Linked DNA regions of Homo sapiens: region 1 is linked to region 2. A link is an interaction called in ENCODE POLR2A ChIA-PET data of the cell type or tissue named here. Cell type or tissue: PC-9. All regions are shown on one strand. Each heading gives the region's core, and the rest is flanking DNA. Links, peaks and the distances in the headings are about the cores only.

The links. Peaks named below come from ENCODE experiments on the same cell type or tissue, not always from the same donor. Only the 100,000 strongest peaks of a DNase experiment are listed, where the experiment ranks them.
Region 1: POLR2A ChIA-PET joins it to region 2 with 27 read pairs; 4 of 35 experiments call an interaction of 5 or more read pairs at or near these places.

Annotation. Positions count from the first base shown.
Region 1 is chr17:3,717,800-3,722,191 of GRCh38, reverse strand. It overlaps ITGAE (integrin subunit alpha E), which reads left to right. Exons shown (of 31, transcript NM_002208.5): 29 at 1,790-1,885. It also overlaps a transcript of P2RX5 not described here. Among named protein-coding and RNA genes, the nearest start is that of HASPIN, 3.9 kb to the left of the region's middle. In PC-9, for the core only: no CTCF peak of the experiment used is centred there; DNase peaks (open chromatin) are centred at 1,751 and 2,031; H3K4me3 peaks cover 925 bases; H3K27ac peaks cover 2,592 bases.
Region 2 is chr17:3,886,683-3,891,074 of GRCh38, reverse strand. All of the region lies in intron 1 of CAMKK1 (calcium/calmodulin dependent protein kinase kinase 1), which reads left to right. Among named protein-coding and RNA genes, the nearest start is that of CAMKK1, 4.2 kb to the left of the region's middle. RefSeq lists enhancers at 1,961-2,482, 2,483-3,002. In PC-9, for the core only: no CTCF peak of the experiment used is centred there; DNase peaks (open chromatin) are centred at 864, 2,364 and 2,654; H3K4me3 peaks cover 1,167 bases; H3K27ac peaks cover 3,070 bases.

The DNA.
Region 1 (4,392 bases), core at 306-4,305, 170 kb after region 2:
CTTTTCTTTTCTTTTCTTTCTTTCAAGACGGAGTTTCGCTCTTGTTGTGCAATGGCACGATCTCGGCTCACTGCAACCTCCGCCTCCCGGGTTCAAGCGATTCTCCTGCCTCAGCCTCCCAAGTAGCTGGGATTACAGGTATGCGCCACCATACCCGGCTAATTTTGTATTTTTAGTAGAGATGGGGTTTCTCCATGTTGGTGAGGCTGGTCTTGAACTCCTGACCTCAGGTGATCCGCCCTCCTTGGCCTCCCAAAGTGCTGGGATTACAGGCGTGAGCCACCACGCCCGGCTAATTTTGTATTTTTAGTAGAGATGGGGTTTCATCGTGTTGGTCAGGCTGGTCTTGAACTCCTGACCTCAGATGATCTACCCACCTCAGCCTCCCGAAGTGCTGGGATTACAGGCATGAGCCACCACACCCGGCCACACGTGTTATTTTCTTAGAGAGGCCTTCCCTGATCACTTATTCTAAAGTGGGAACTAGTGATCAAGTGATCAAGTTTAATGTTTTACAGTGATCCAGGTGACATTTGTGAGGTCTCAACTGAAGAAGTAGCAATGGGGGTGGAAAAGAAAGGGACAGATACAAGAAATAATTTAAAAAAAAAGAATTGTGAGTGTGGTGGCTCACATCTGTCATCCCAACACTTTGGGAGGCTGAGGCGGGAGGATTGCTTGAGGCCAGGAGTTCAAGATCAGCCTGGGCAGCATAGTGAAACCCCATTTCTTAAAAATAAATAAATACATAAATTAGCCACGCATGGTGGCTCATGCCTGTAGTCCCAGCTACTTGGGAGGCTGAGGCAGGAGTATCGTTTGAGCCCAGGAATTTGAAGCTTCAGTGAGCTATGATTGAGCCACTCCATTCCGGCCCGAGTAACAGAGTGAGACCTTGTCTCAAAAAAAAAAAAAAAAAAAAAAAAAAAAAGGAAAAATCTCTTACGTTAAATAAAATGAATAAGCTGGGTGTGGTGGCTCATGCCTGTAATCTCAGCACTGTGGGAGGCTAAGGTGGGTGGATTGCTTGAGCCCAGGAGTTTGAGACCAGCCTGGGCAACATGGTAAAACCCCATCTCTACAAAAAATACAAAAATTAGCCCAGTGTGGTGGGGTGCACCTGTGGTCTCAGCTACTCAGGAGACTGAGGTGGGAGGATCACTTGAGCCTGGAAGGTTGAGGCTATAGTGACCCATGATCATGCCATTGCACTCCAGCATGGGTGACAGAGCGAGATCCTGTCTCAAAAATAAGTCAGTCAGTCAAGAACTGACTTTGGATGGCACAAGGGAAAAGAAGTTGAAGAAAAGGCCAGGCGCGGCAGCTCACGCCTGTAATCCCAGCACTTTGGGAGGCCGAGGTGGGTAGATCATCTGAGGTCAGGAGTTCGAGACAAGCCTGGCCAACATGGCAAAACCCCATCTCTACTAAAAATACAAAAATTAGCCTGGCATGGTGGCACATGCCCATAATTCCAGCTACTCGGGAGGCTAAGGCAGGAGAATCGCTTGAACCTGACGGGGTGGAGGTTGCAGTGAGCCGAGATCGCACCACTTCACTCCAGCCTGGGCGAAAGAGCGAAACTCCATCTCAAAAAAAAAAAAAAAGGAAGTTGAAGAATAACTGCAGATGTCTTGTTTGGGTAACTTTATGTAGTGTTGTGTACGTTAGGGCCATTAACTAAGCCCAGGAATACCTTTAAAGGGAAAGGTGGTGAAGGCTGTTCAAACACAGTGAGTTCATGTCTAAAATATGTTTTGTTTCCCTCATTCCTTTCCCCATCTTCTAGTTACTAAAAGATGTAACTGAACTGCAGATCCTTGGTGAAATATCTTTCAACAAATCTCTATATGAGGGACTGAATGCAGAGAACCACAGAACTAAGGTAATTCCTGGCTGGCTTCTGAGTAGTGCCCAAGGAAAATTGTGCCTAACCTTTGAGCACCTCCACAGACATTCTGTTGCCCTCTTCCTGTTTTCAGCCTTAACACTTCTGATCTTGGCTCTGCCATCGCTGCCTTTGTGACCTTTGAGTGAGTCAGCTTCTTATGAAATAAGGCAATTAAGAGGCCTAAGCTGAGGAGTTCTGAGTTGAAATAACTAGGCTGGAATCTGCAGTATATACTTTGATTTGAAAATGGATTGATTAAAAAAAAAAATTTCGCAGCTGGGCGCAGGTGGCTCACGCCTGTAATCCTAGCACTTTGGGAGGCCGAGACAGGTGGATCACCTGAGGTCAGAAGTTCAACACAAGCCTGGCCAACATGGAGAAACCCTGTCTACCAAAAATACAAAAATTAGCCGGACATGATGGTGGGTGCCTGTAATCCCACCTACTTGGGAGGCTGAGGCACGAGAATCGCTTGAATCTGGGAGGCAGAGGTTGCAGTGAGCCGAGATCACACCACTCCACTCCAGCCTCAGTGATAGAGTGAGACTCAGTCTCAAAAAATAAATAAATAAATAAAAAATGAATTACCTAAGTGAGAAATTGTTTTTTGTATCCAGTAACTGTCTTAGTGTGCTGTATCAGTGTTTAGTTATAGTATTAAACAGTACTCAGGAATGCATAAATCTTTTATAAGATTTAGACTAGATACTGGAACTCTTGGAATTCTTTTTGCAAAAGTATGACTAGAAGTCAGACTGATGCCTGTGATTTGTGGACTGAATGCTTTGTGTGTTACCCTGTGTTTTCATTCTTGTTGACCCTTGCCTGGACATGGCTTCAGAGGTGATCTATCTGTGAGCTCTGAGCTCTTTAGTTAGGCATGATTCTCTACTAGAGGGAATGTCAGGAGAGTGATGCTGGATTGCTAAATATAAGGTCCTCTGTTTTCCTCCCTGGAGGAGGAGAAAGGAGCAATTCTCTAGACATGCCAATATAACATTTCCTTTTATTTTTAAGTAGTGTATTTCTTTTTCTTTTCTTTTCTTTTTTTTTTTTTTTTTTTTTGAGGAAGAATCTCACTGTGTCGCCCAGGCTGGAGTCCGTTGGTGCCATCTCGGCTCACTGCAACCTCCACCTCCCCAGTTCAAGTGATTCTTCTTCCTCAGCCTCCCGAGTAGCTGGGATTACAGGTGCCCACCACCATGCCTGGCTAATTTATTTATTTTTTTTAAATAGAGACAGGATTTCACCATGTTGGCCAGGCTGGTCTCGAACTTCTGACCTCAGGTGATCTGCCCGCCTTGACCTCCCAAAGTGCTGGGATTACAGGCATGAGCCACCATGTCCGGCTAAGTAGTGTATTTCTAATACAGAAAATAGAGGGAAATGGAAAATACAGAAAACGGAAGAAATAGAAGTGCCCCATTATTGCACTGCCCAGATTTTAACAAATAAAAATAATAGCAAGAAAATCCAAGCCATACAGAGAATGGTACCAAATGAAAAATAATTGTTCCTTCATTTCTCCCTTCCCATGCCCCCAGCAGGGAGGAGTTACTATTAAGTTTCTTATGTGCACATTTTAAATTTGTATGTTTCCCCCTCTTACTTACTGATACTTTTATTTCTATAGCATGGATTCCCCAAAATTCCTTTCTTTAAATCCAATATCCTAAGCAAAGTGTTAAGTAGTTCCTGACAATAAGCCCCTGACTTACAGTGACTCTATGAGTATAAACAAACTGTATCCAAATGCATTTCAGCCACAAGAAAGGGAAAATCCAGCTCATGCAGCATAAGGGCATATGCTGTTTATCCAGTGAGGGAGGCCGGCCTGGGGCGATGGCCTGGCTTCTTTGGTCCTTGTACTCTGCCGTGTGGGGGACGCATTCCTTCATGGCCAGCACAAAGTTGCCACATCTCCAAATGCTGTATTTTCACATGGCAGGATACAAAACAGGAAGCAAGAAGTCAGTAGCAAAAGGATGTTGGATTTTTCTTCATGTGCCTTCCCTTTTCAGGGATGAAACAGTTTCCAAAAGCTCCCAGGAGACATCCTCTTACATCTTATTAGTGAGATCTGAATCTCATGTCAGTCACTGGCAAAGGAGAATAGCTGTGTCATGATCACCTGAGACCAACGATGATTCCTGAATAAAATCCAAAAGGAGAGAGGGGCCCCTGGGCAGGCCAGCATCCGTGTTTGCTGCAAACAGTAGTACCCGGTGCCTTGCTTCTCCCTTAACCTCTACTTGGGCATCTTTGGGGCACTTTTGGGAATCTGTGGGTTTAGAAGAAGATAAAGGGAGGTGGCTTTGAGAAATAGGGACATTTCTTCTACTCACATCTGGCCTGTTTCCCGAGTCACCTTGGGACTTCCTTTCACTTCCCAAACCCAGGGTCTTGAGTCCCCCTCCTTCTCCTGTAGAATATTCCAGCCCTCTTTCTGTTCTTCCTCCCTCTTTGTTGCTATGGTACCTCCCTATTCTCAAAGCCTAGGA
Region 2 (4,392 bases), core at 286-4,285:
CTATCCATGACATTCCGAGTTCCTGGAAGGCCAGGTCTGGGAGAACTATAACCACATTTGCATGTTGGAAATCCCTCCAGCAGCTGGTGTGGAGGATGGGGTAGGGTGGGGTGGAGGTGTTAGCCTGGAGTCAGGGAAGACCCACATAGTGGGAAACGAAGCAGTGGGTAGAATCTGGACTTCTAAGGGGTTTGACTTGGTGAGCTCACCCAGCAGGTAGTGGGGAGATCAAGGAGGGCTCAGAAGAGGCGATGTCTGAGCTGTCCTCCAGGCAGCAGAGGAGAGGGAGGTGTGTTCCTGGCAGAAGGCACAGCTTGTACTGAGGCCTGGCAGCAGAACAGAGTATGCAATTTGGGAAGCTGTGGTGTGGCTGCAGTGGAGAGTAAGTGTGGGGTTGTGGGGAGCAAGGGTGGGCAACAGGGAAAGGACGAGTGACAAGGAGGGCTCCCGGATTGCTGACCTGGGTCAGGAAAGAATGGGGAGGGTGTGGTACCCGTCTCGCAATGGAGACAGAGGAGGACGAGCAGGTTTGGGGAAGATGCTGAGTTGAATCTGGGGCCTGTTGGATCTGAGCTGCTCGGGAACATGGACGGGGAGGTGGCAGCTAGCTGGAAAGAGTGGGGCTGGAGGCACAGACCTGGTGTGGAGGATGAGGAGGGGCAGAGGATGAGGCCTGGAGACCATCAGCCTCCGTGGGTGGGCCAGGACGATGCGCTGGGGGTAGCTGTGCTGAGTCAGGCAACAGCCCGTATTGGTGCTTGGGGGCTCCCCAGGGATGGTGGGAGCGGGCGTCCTCACAGCAGGAGTCGTCAAGCATGACTTGGCACCAGACGCCTGGGCCTCCCTCAAGGGGACTGAGTCATCCCGGGTGGGGGCGGGAGCTGCGGAGGGCACCCGTTGCCAGGGCCATCCAGATACTCGCCAGGATCATAAACACAGCTCCAGTGAGGCGGCCCAGGCATGGGAGGACCACCTTCTGTGTCTGGCCTGGGTGGCCGCCACCTCTGCGGCTTTCCCTTCTGTTCGGTCCTCTGCTGGTCACGGCTGTCCATCCCCTCGCCTGGATGTAGCTGGTCCCCTGCCTCGGCTTGGCACTGGGGTTCACAGCGGCCTTCCAGCGCTCAGAATGAGGCCTGACCAGGGCCTGACCAGCTCCCAGGTGGAGCTACTTGAACCCGCGTGGATGGCAGCAGGGTCTGCCTGCTCTGGGGCTCCTTTGAGGGATGCAGCTGGATGGGGCATGTCCTGTGGAAGAAGCCAGGCCAAGTGGGCGTCTGGAGCCGGGGGCCCACATTCCTTGGGAGTGGCCAGACGCTTGGGGGGTGGGGCACAGCCTGGGAGGAAAAACCTGGGTGGGGGATATGTGCCAGGCCATCTTGGAGCTGGGGGCAGAGGTGGGGTTGGACCTTGCACATCAAGGCTCTCTTGGACGCTTCTAGACACAGCCACATCCCAGCCCCACAGTGCTGTGGCACAAACTACTCCTGTGTCCACACCTCATTCTGTTCCTTCCATCGCCCTGGGAGTTGGCAGGACAGTGGCCTTCTGCTTGATGCACGTGTTAGGAAACAGAGGCTCCAAGAGGCTCGATGACTTGTCCGAGGCAGCAGATCCCCAGTCTGGGGGGACAGGATTGCAGTAGTTTTTCCCAATGAGGGAGGGCTTGAGTCTGGCTGTTCACGGCCGCAGGACTAAGCCAGTGCCCATGCCCACAGGAATCCTTCGCTGTACCATGGGCCTGGTTCCCGGCCTGTCTGTCCATCTTTCTGTTTGCCCACATGGCCCTAGTTATCCACCGAATTAAGTTTCTACAGAGTATCTACTAAGGCCTGAGCTTGGGAAGGGCCTTGAGACACCCCCTGTGTGAGCCTCCAGATGGGCCTGGGTTTCCGCCCGGGGCACAGAATCCAGCCCAGCAGGCAGTGCCAGGCTGGTGGGACCAGTGACTATGGGGAAAAGTCCAGATATGAGCTCTGGGATCAGGCTCCCAGGGCCCCCAGGGGCGCGGACCACCCCCCTACCCTGGGCATAGGTACACGGAGACCTGCAGGCACACAGGCGCATAAACACACCTGCGCACACACACATCACACCGAGGTTTTCATCTCCATGCAGTGCGCTCCTGTGTGGGGACCCACAACACACACACACACACACACACGCCACCACCCTGGTCCACAGCCTGCGCACACATATTCCCTCCTGTGGGGACACACGCCCTCACACACGCGGCCGGGGCGCCAGGCCCTGTCTCCCGGACACGCGGCAGGAACCTCGGGCCTCCCCGGCCGGCCGCCTCCCTCGCAGACGCGCTTAGTCACCTGAATTTGATCCAGGCGGGAGGGAGGGATGGGGAGCCTGACGTCAGCCCTCGCGGCCGCCTTCCGCCCGCCCGCGCATCCATCTGGGCCTCAGCGTGTCCCGAGCAATCACAACAGCAGCCGCACAACAACAACTCACTTTTACGGCCTCCTTAGTGGCAGGCACTGTTCTGAGCGCCTTACGGGCGTTCCCTCCTCAGCATCTCACCACGTGCGGTGAGGTGAGGCCCGCTAGAACCCCATCTTGCGGGCGAGGAAAACCCAAGGCACAGAGGCGAAGCCACCTGCTCACGGGCTCCCAGCCAGGAAAGGGTGCAGCCTGGCTGCCTGGCTTCAGAGCCTGGGCGCCAAACCGGGTAACAGGGCTCAGGCTGGAACAGGAAACCTTCTGCCCCGACTTGCTGGGTGACCCCGGGCCCATCCCCACCCGCTGGGCCTCCCTCTACCTATCTAAGAAAAGCAGGGAAAGGTGTTCAAGGGTAAAGGAGGATGGCCTCTTGCTGGAATGGCAACCTCAAGGAAATACGCAAATTTTATGGGCCCGGGCAGCCTGTGGCTTCTGCCTGTGGCGGCTCTGAGTCCCGTAGTCCCTGCCTAGGGCCAAAAAGCAGGAGCTCCTGACTCTGGAGTTCATTCTGTTATATGTGCTGGGGCCTGAGGCTTGCTGGGGTTGCCTCTCTGAGGCTGCTTTCTCATCTGTCTAATGGGGACAGGGCTGTAACGATCACTATGGCAACCACTCATTTATTCAACAAATATTTATCGAGTTCCTATCACATGCCAGGCACTGATGATCTTTTGGAGACAAGGCAGATGAGCGTCCTAATCTCATGAAACTTACATTCGGGAGGGAAAAACAAGGCATGCGGAGTGAGGGGAAGGGGCGGAGGGGTGGGCCACCTGCTGGGAGGAGCCTGGCGGGTCCTGGAGGGTGTTCCCAGCTTTGGCTTCCTCCTTCCTATGCTGTCTGGTTTCCAAGCTCTCCCCGAAGCTCCAGCCCCACTCACTGTCCCTCTCACCTCCTCCAGGGAGGCCTCCCTATGCCACAGCCTCTCACCTCCTCTGGGGAGGCCTCCTTATGCCACAGCCCCACTCTCTGTCCTCTCTCACCTCCTCCAGGGAGGCCTCCCTGTGCCACAGCCCCACTCCCTGTCCCCTCTCACCTCCTCCAGGGAGGCCTCCTTGTGCCACAGCCGCACTCACTGTCTCCTGCCCTCTCTTCCAGGGAGGCCTCCCTGATACTCTAGCCTCACTCAGCCTCCTCACCTCCTTCACCTCCTCCAGGGAGGCCTCCTTGATGTTCCAGCCTCATTAACTCCCTCTCACTCCTCTGGGTCCAGCTTCCATGACTTTTCCTGTTCCTAGTGTGGAGCCTCCTCTCTTCCTTTCTCCATGTCAGCACCAGCCCCACCGCCTCCAGGCTTCTACTCATTCAACACACTGCGTACCGGGCACAGGGGGTCTGGACCTCACCCTTACCCTCAGTCTACCTCCAAACCCTGCTGTGAGCCTGGAAAATATGGGAAGGCAGGGAATCCACAGGACAAGTCGGGAGACTGGGGCTCAGAGTCGGGAAGGAGCTGGTCTAGGGCCCCTGGTGGGTCAGCAGGCAGGACTGGAACCCAGTCCTGGCTCCTCAGTGGCCGGTGGACTCCAGCCAGCCCTGCCTCGCTGACATCTGTCAAAGCAAGGGGATGGGGAACGAGCGGTAGAGCAGGCGCTTCACCATGCGTACTCTGGGTCTCCCTGAGACCCATGTTCTCAGTTGCTGTGTGGGTTCGGAGGAAGTTACCAGCAGACAGGAAGGATGGAGGGTCAGGAGTTCACTCACTTCCTTCTCCTGAGAACATGCAGAGTCCAGCGCAAGCAGGGGGAAGGGCATCAGGTTGGGCATGGCCAGCGCTCTACAAGCCTGGGACAGAGATGGGGGTCTCAGGCTGAGTGTCAGGGTTCAGTCCGGGGTCAGGATGTAGCCCAGGGTCATGGCTGAAGGTGAGGGCTGGGGGTCACCTCCCTGATGTTTCAGCCGCCACACAGTGAGTTTGAGAACATGAGTCTCAGGGGATGTCAT